Regions from separate parts of the Homo sapiens genome. Here region 1 is linked to region 2. The links are chromatin contacts, found by Hi-C or POLR2A ChIA-PET in ENCODE. All regions are on one chromosome and are shown on one strand. Each heading gives the region's core, a stretch centred on a gene start or an enhancer-like site at or near the end of the contact. The rest is flanking DNA. Distances are from core to core; before and after follow the strand shown.

Region 1 (2,787 bases), core at 20-2,519, 75 kb before region 2:
TTTTTTTTGAGACAGAGTCTCACTCTGTCGCCCAGGCTGGAGTGCAGTGGCGCAATCTTGGCTCACTGCAACCTCTGCTTCCTGGGTTCAAGAGATTCTCCTGCCTCAGCCTCCTGAGTAGCTGGGACTACAGGTGCATGCCACCACGCCTGGCTAATTTTTGTTTTGTACTTTTAGTAGAGACAGGGTTTCACCATGTTAGTCAGGATGGTCTCAATCTCCTGACCTTGTGATCTGCCCACCTCAGCCTCCCAAAGTGCTGGGATTACAGGTGTGAGCCACTGCACCCGGCCAACATAGTCTTTTATTATCAAGTATTGCGTATTTTACATAATTGTATCCGTAATACCTTCATATGACTGACAGTGCAGTAGGTTTGTTTACATGAGCATCACCACAGACATGTGCGTAATACTTTGTGCTACCATGTGATGACAGCTACAGTGTTACTAGGCAATAGGAGTTTTTGAACTGCATTATAATCTTATGAGACCACCATCATATATACAGTTTGTTGTTGACCAAAACGTTATATGGTGTATGACTATTTTATTTCCCAACAACTGCTATTCTCTTTTTTACTCTCTACTATCCCCACATCTTACCACCTTTCCCTTACTTGCCTTCACCTGCTTGACAAAGAAAATGGATCTCTTAGATATGGATTCCCTCCGCACCTTACCTTCATATCTACAAATCTTTCTGCACCCATGTACATCTTTATCTCCTTTCTTTCCATCCTAGTGTGAGAGTTATTTTCTTTGAGCTAATGCTTTCACTTGTGCTCTATATCCTGTTCTCTACTTCCTCAGAGGCCTTGTATTTCTCCTCCACCTCAGATTCTGTCATCAGCATATATGTAAACATGTTCAGATGTGTCATTTTTTAAATAGCAGAATATCTGTCACTCTCACTCTACTTGAGGTTTCATTTTCTTTCTCTTTTTTTCTTACCAGTTGTCTGTTTTCTCTGCTCCTATTCACTCTTCAGTCCCCTAGAATCTGACCTCTGTACTCTTTATTCCTTAGAACTGTCCTTGCTATGGTCACCAATGACTTTTGCTTCTCTAGTGGATACTTTTTAGTGACTCCCGTGGTAGTTCTTTTTCTTTTCTAAAATGTTCTTTTTCACTGGTTTCCGTGAGACCCCTTTCCCTATTTTCATCCTTTGTCGGTCTGTTCCTTTACAGTTTCCTTTGCATGGTATGAAAGCACAATTTAGTAGAAACAGTTCAGTGTGATGCAAGTCATTGTGGTTTAAGGAGGAGTCTCTGGTTTAGCCTGGATGTCTAGGTAGGTCTTTATCATTTACTAGCACACAGACATTTACTAAAGATTAGACAGAAGAAAACCAAAATTATATTTTCTGTCAAGAATTTGGGATGAAGATGTTTTATGTTGCCGGTTACACATAGTTTCACATACGTTGACAGAGTTAGGGTTAAGGCTCTCTTAAGGAAGTGAAGAATTGTGCCTGGTGGACAACCCACATAATGGCAGAAAATATTCACAAACTGTACATTTGACAAAAGTCTAATATACAGAATCTATAAGGAATTTAAACAATTTAACAAGCAAAAAACAACCCCAATAAACAGTGGGCAAAATATATGAACAGACAGTTCTCAAAAGAAGACATCCAACCAGCCAACAAACATGAAAAAATGCTCATCATCACTAGTCATCAGAGAAAGACAAATCAAAACTACAATGAGATACCATCTCACATCAATCAGATTGGCTATTATTAAAAAGTCAAAAAATAACAGATGCAGGTGAGGCTGTGGAGAAAAGGGAATACTTACACACCATTGATGGGAATGTAAAGTAGTTTAGCCACTGTGGAAAGCAGTTTGAAGATTTGTCAGAGAACTTTGAAAGAGAGCTACCATTTGACTCAGCGATCACATTACTGAGTATATATCCAAAAGAAAACAAAGCTACCAAAAAGACACATGCACTTGTATGTTCATTGCAGCATTGTTCACAATAGCAAAGACATGGAATCAACCTAGGGAGGGTCCCATCAGTGGTGGATTGGATAAAGAAAATGTGGTATGTATGTACTATGGAATACTACTCAGCCATAAAAAAGAATGAAATCCAGTCCTTTGCAGCAACACGAAGGCAGCTGGAGGCCGTTATCCTGAGTGAATTAATGCAGGAACAGAAAATCAGATACCGCATGTTCTCAGTTATAAGTGGGAGCTAAACATTGGATACTCATGGACATAAGGATGGCAACAATAGACACTGAGGACTAGTAGAGCAAGGCAGGAGGGAGAGGGGCAAGAGTTGAAAAACTTAATAGTTGGGTTGTATGCTCTCTCTCTGGGTGACAGCATCAGTTGTACCCTAAACCTCAGCATCATGAGATATATGCATGTAACTTGCACCACATGTACCCCCTGAATTTAAAAGTTGAAATTATAAAAAATAAATAGCCTGTTGTAACTAATGAGAAACAGCTCCTGGCATGTCTGTTCTCCCATTTCTTAGCAGCTGTCCTGTCATTTGTATTGTGTTCAGTTTACCAGATATTTGTCATTTGGTTTGTTTTCTCTTTCCCTTCTTCTCTGCCTCACCCACCCCATTAATCTTTTAAATTGTGGAATGTAATGGATATGTAAAAGTACATAAAACAAATGTGATGTACTGTTTAAATACATACTGTAAAGTAAAGATCCATGTCAGCACTATCTGGTCAAAACAGAGAACATAGTCATTGCGCCAGTTCACCTGTTACGTCCCTTTTCTGGTTACACTTTTCCCTCCACCTTACTCCTAG
Region 2 (3,191 bases), core at 482-2,981:
GTTAAAGTTCAGAGATATGACTTACTTTTTTATTTTATTTCTTTTTATTTTTTATTATTTTTATTTTTTTGAGACGGAGTCTTGCTCTTGTTGCCCAGGCTGGAGTGCAGTGGTGTCATCTCGGCTCAGTGCACCCTCTGCCTCCTGGGTTCAAGTAATTCTCCAGCCTCAGCCTCCCAAGTAGCTGGGACTACAGGTGCCCACGACACCACCTGGCTAGTTTTTGTATTTTTAGTAGGTACAGGGTTTTACCATCTTGGCCAGGCTGGTCTTGAACTCCTGGTCTCAAGTGATCCACCCATCTCGGCCTCTCAGAGTGCTGGAATTACAAGCGTGAGCCACTGTGCCCGGCCCCAGAGATATGATTTAAATCAGGAATGGTTAAGTGTGTGGTGTGACGACTATAGCTTTGCTCCATTTTACCACTACTCCTTTCCTCTCCTTGCAAGCCAGTGGATATTGTGCTTTGTCTTTTCTTGATTGGACACAGCTACAGAATCCTTGTGTACATAGTACTTCAGGCAGTACTTCTCTAACAAGGTAAAAATGCTCTGCATGGAGCCTGGGTTAGAGAATATTCTTGGGATATGTGAGTTTCAGAACTGACTCTTTGCTTGAGGTTTCTGAACCATAGCATTTGTTTAAAGAGGAAACCAGAAAACCCTTAAATTCACCTTTCTCTCTGGTTAAGATTATTCATCTCATCTTCCTCCCTTGAATAGTCACTCATCTGTTAAAGAACTAAGAGTGAGGCCAGGCATGGTGGCTCACGCCTGTAATCCCAGCACTTTGGGAGGCCAGGGCCAGTGGATTGCTTGAGCCCAGGAGCTCAAGACCACCCTAGGAAACATGGCAAAACTCTGTCTCTACAAAAAAAAAAAAATACAAAAAATTAGCCAGGCATGGTGGCACGCGCTTATAGTCCCAGCTACTCAGGAGGCTGAGGTAGCAGGATCACCTGAGCCTAGGAGGCTGAGGCTGCAGTGAACCATGATTGTACCACTGCACTCCAGCCAGGATTACAGTGTGAGACCCTGTCTCAAAAAAAAAAAAAACAAAAAAACGAGTAAAACCTAAACTATTACTCATACAGTAAAAGAAGTAGGTTTCTGATCATTAAAAATAGCTTACTTAGCTGTGTCAGTAAAGGACATGTCCAATAACTGATTTTTTCCATTACAGGAGACTTGTATGGCGCTATTGGCTCTCCCGTACGGTTAGCAAGGACTGTGGTAGTTGGCAAACGACAAGACATGGTCCAGAGGCTACTTTATTTTCTTACTTATTTTATAAGATGCTCTGAACTTCAAGAAACGCATCTTTTAGAAAATGGAGAAGATGAAGCCATCGTTATGCCAGGCACAGTAATTACTACCACTTTAGAGAAAGGTGAAATAGAAGAATCAGAGTATGTCCTTGTCACAATGCATAGAAACAAAAGCAGTTTGCTCTTTAAAGAGTCAGAAGAAATTAGAACTCCCAATTGTAACTGTAAATATTGCAGTCATCCACTCCTTGGGCAAAATGTAGAGAACATTTCACAACAAGAGAGAGAAGATATTCAAAACAGCTCTAAGGAGCTGCTAGGAATTTCAGATGAGTGCCAGATGATTTCTCCTTCTGACTGCCAAGAAGAAAATGCTGTTGATGTTAAACAGTACAGAGATAAATTAAGAACTTGCTTTGACGCCAAGTTAGAGACAGTTGTTTGCACAGGATCTGTTCCAGTAGACAAATGTGCATTGTCAGAGTCAGGCTTAGAGTCAACAGAGGAAACATGGCAGAGTGAGAAGTTGCTGGATTCAGACAGTCACACAGGCAAAGCAATGAGATCCACAGGAATGGTTGTGGAAAAAAAACCTCCAGATAAGATTGTGCCTGCTTCATTTTCTTGTGAGGCTGCCCAGACAAAGGTTACTTTCCTGATTGGGGATTCTATGTCACCTGATTCAGATACTGAGCTTCGAAGTCAGGCAGTGGTGGATCAGATTACCAGACATCACACCAAACCATTGAAGGAAGAAAGAGGGGCTATTGATCAGCATCAAGAAACTAAACAAACAACCAAGGACCAATCTGGAGAGTCTGATACACAGAACATGGTTTCTGAAGAGCCCTGTGAACTTCCCTGTTGGAATCATTCAGACCCAGAAAGCATGAGCTTATTCGACGAATATTTTAATGATGATTCAATCGAAACCAGGACTATTGATGATGTTCCATTTAAAACAAGTACAGATAGTAAAGACCATTGCTGTATGTTAGAGTTTTCAAAAATATTGTGTACAAAAAATAACAAGCAGAACAATGAATTTTGTAAATGTATAGAAACAGTTCCCCAAGATTCATGTAAAACCTGCTTTCCTCAGCAGGACCAAAGAGATACACTCTCCATTCTTGTCCCCCATGGGGATAAAGAGAGTTCAGATAAAAAAATTGCTGTAGGAACTGAATGGGACATTCCAAGAAATGAAAGTTCAGACAGTGCCCTTGGGGATAGTGAAAGTGAAGATACAGGTCATGATATGACTAGACAAGTTAGCAGTTATTATGGAGGAGAGCAAGAAGATTGGGCAGAAGAGGATGAGATACCTTTTCCTGGGTAAGTAGGAAGTTTTCACCTATAATGGGCCCTATATAAATATGTACCATTCTCTTTTTTAGCTGTTCTCTGAAGGTTAGTATAAAAGAGATCATTGTTCTGGATAGCTCTCTTGTTTTCATATTCTCTTAACTCATAAGAAGGAGTAAAGGCTAAGCTCCAGAAACACCCTGGAAAGGTTTTATGAAGACCTCAAATAAAAGTTAAAGGATCTGGTTGATAAGTATAAGATTTCTTACTGCTTAGAAGGTTTCAAGCCATTTAGGAGTGACTTATGCCCCCCAAAGGACATATGCTGAGCCTGGCAGTTAGGGAGCACTAATCCCTGAGATGTTAGAATAGCTGTTAGAAATAGATTTGGCCAAGACTAAGAGGAAAACAGAGAATGTATACTTTGGGTCAAGTATGCAAGGAGAATATTCATGCTTGAGAAACATTACATACCTAGCTTTGGACTTGTGAGGCATTTAATTGTTTTGTTTTAGATGATTGTTTTCATAATCTGATTGTATTAAGAATGTGCTACAAACACAAGGTACAATTCTCTTAAAGTCTCTTAGGAAAGATTGATCCTCACTTCATTACTCAG

Evidence for each region. Hi-C counts contacts between places; a loop is a spot of excess contacts on that map. ChIA-PET counts read pairs that join two places held with the same protein, here RNA polymerase II (POLR2A). Pooled maps may share reads with other maps.
Region 1: a map of CD4-positive, alpha-beta T cell shows a loop between it and region 2 (2.0-fold over the local background). The contact joins two enhancer-like sites. A Hi-C loop is called at or near these places in 2 of 168 maps with a recorded cell type or tissue (CD4-positive, alpha-beta T cell and transverse colon) and 6 of 50 pooled maps. POLR2A ChIA-PET finds 5 or more read pairs at or near these places in 3 of 52 experiments (IMR-90, activated CD4-positive, alpha-beta T cell and endothelial cell of umbilical vein).

The regions. Positions count from the first base shown.
Region 1 is chr5:131,745,918-131,748,704 of GRCh38, reverse strand. The region is part of intron 1 of FNIP1 (folliculin interacting protein 1); the gene reads left to right. Among named protein-coding and RNA genes, the nearest start is that of FNIP1, 50 kb to the left of the region's middle. Within about 2 kb of position 1,269, at least 4 of the 41 ENCODE cell types and tissues checked have a DNase peak (open chromatin) inside an H3K27ac peak, as active enhancers do.
Region 2 is chr5:131,670,916-131,674,106 of GRCh38, reverse strand. FNIP1 (folliculin interacting protein 1) reads left to right here. Exons shown (of 18, transcript NM_133372.3): 14 at 1,183-2,602. Among named protein-coding and RNA genes, the nearest start is that of RAPGEF6, 37 kb to the right of the region's middle. Within about 2 kb of position 1,731, at least 11 of the 41 ENCODE cell types and tissues checked have a DNase peak (open chromatin) inside an H3K27ac peak, as active enhancers do.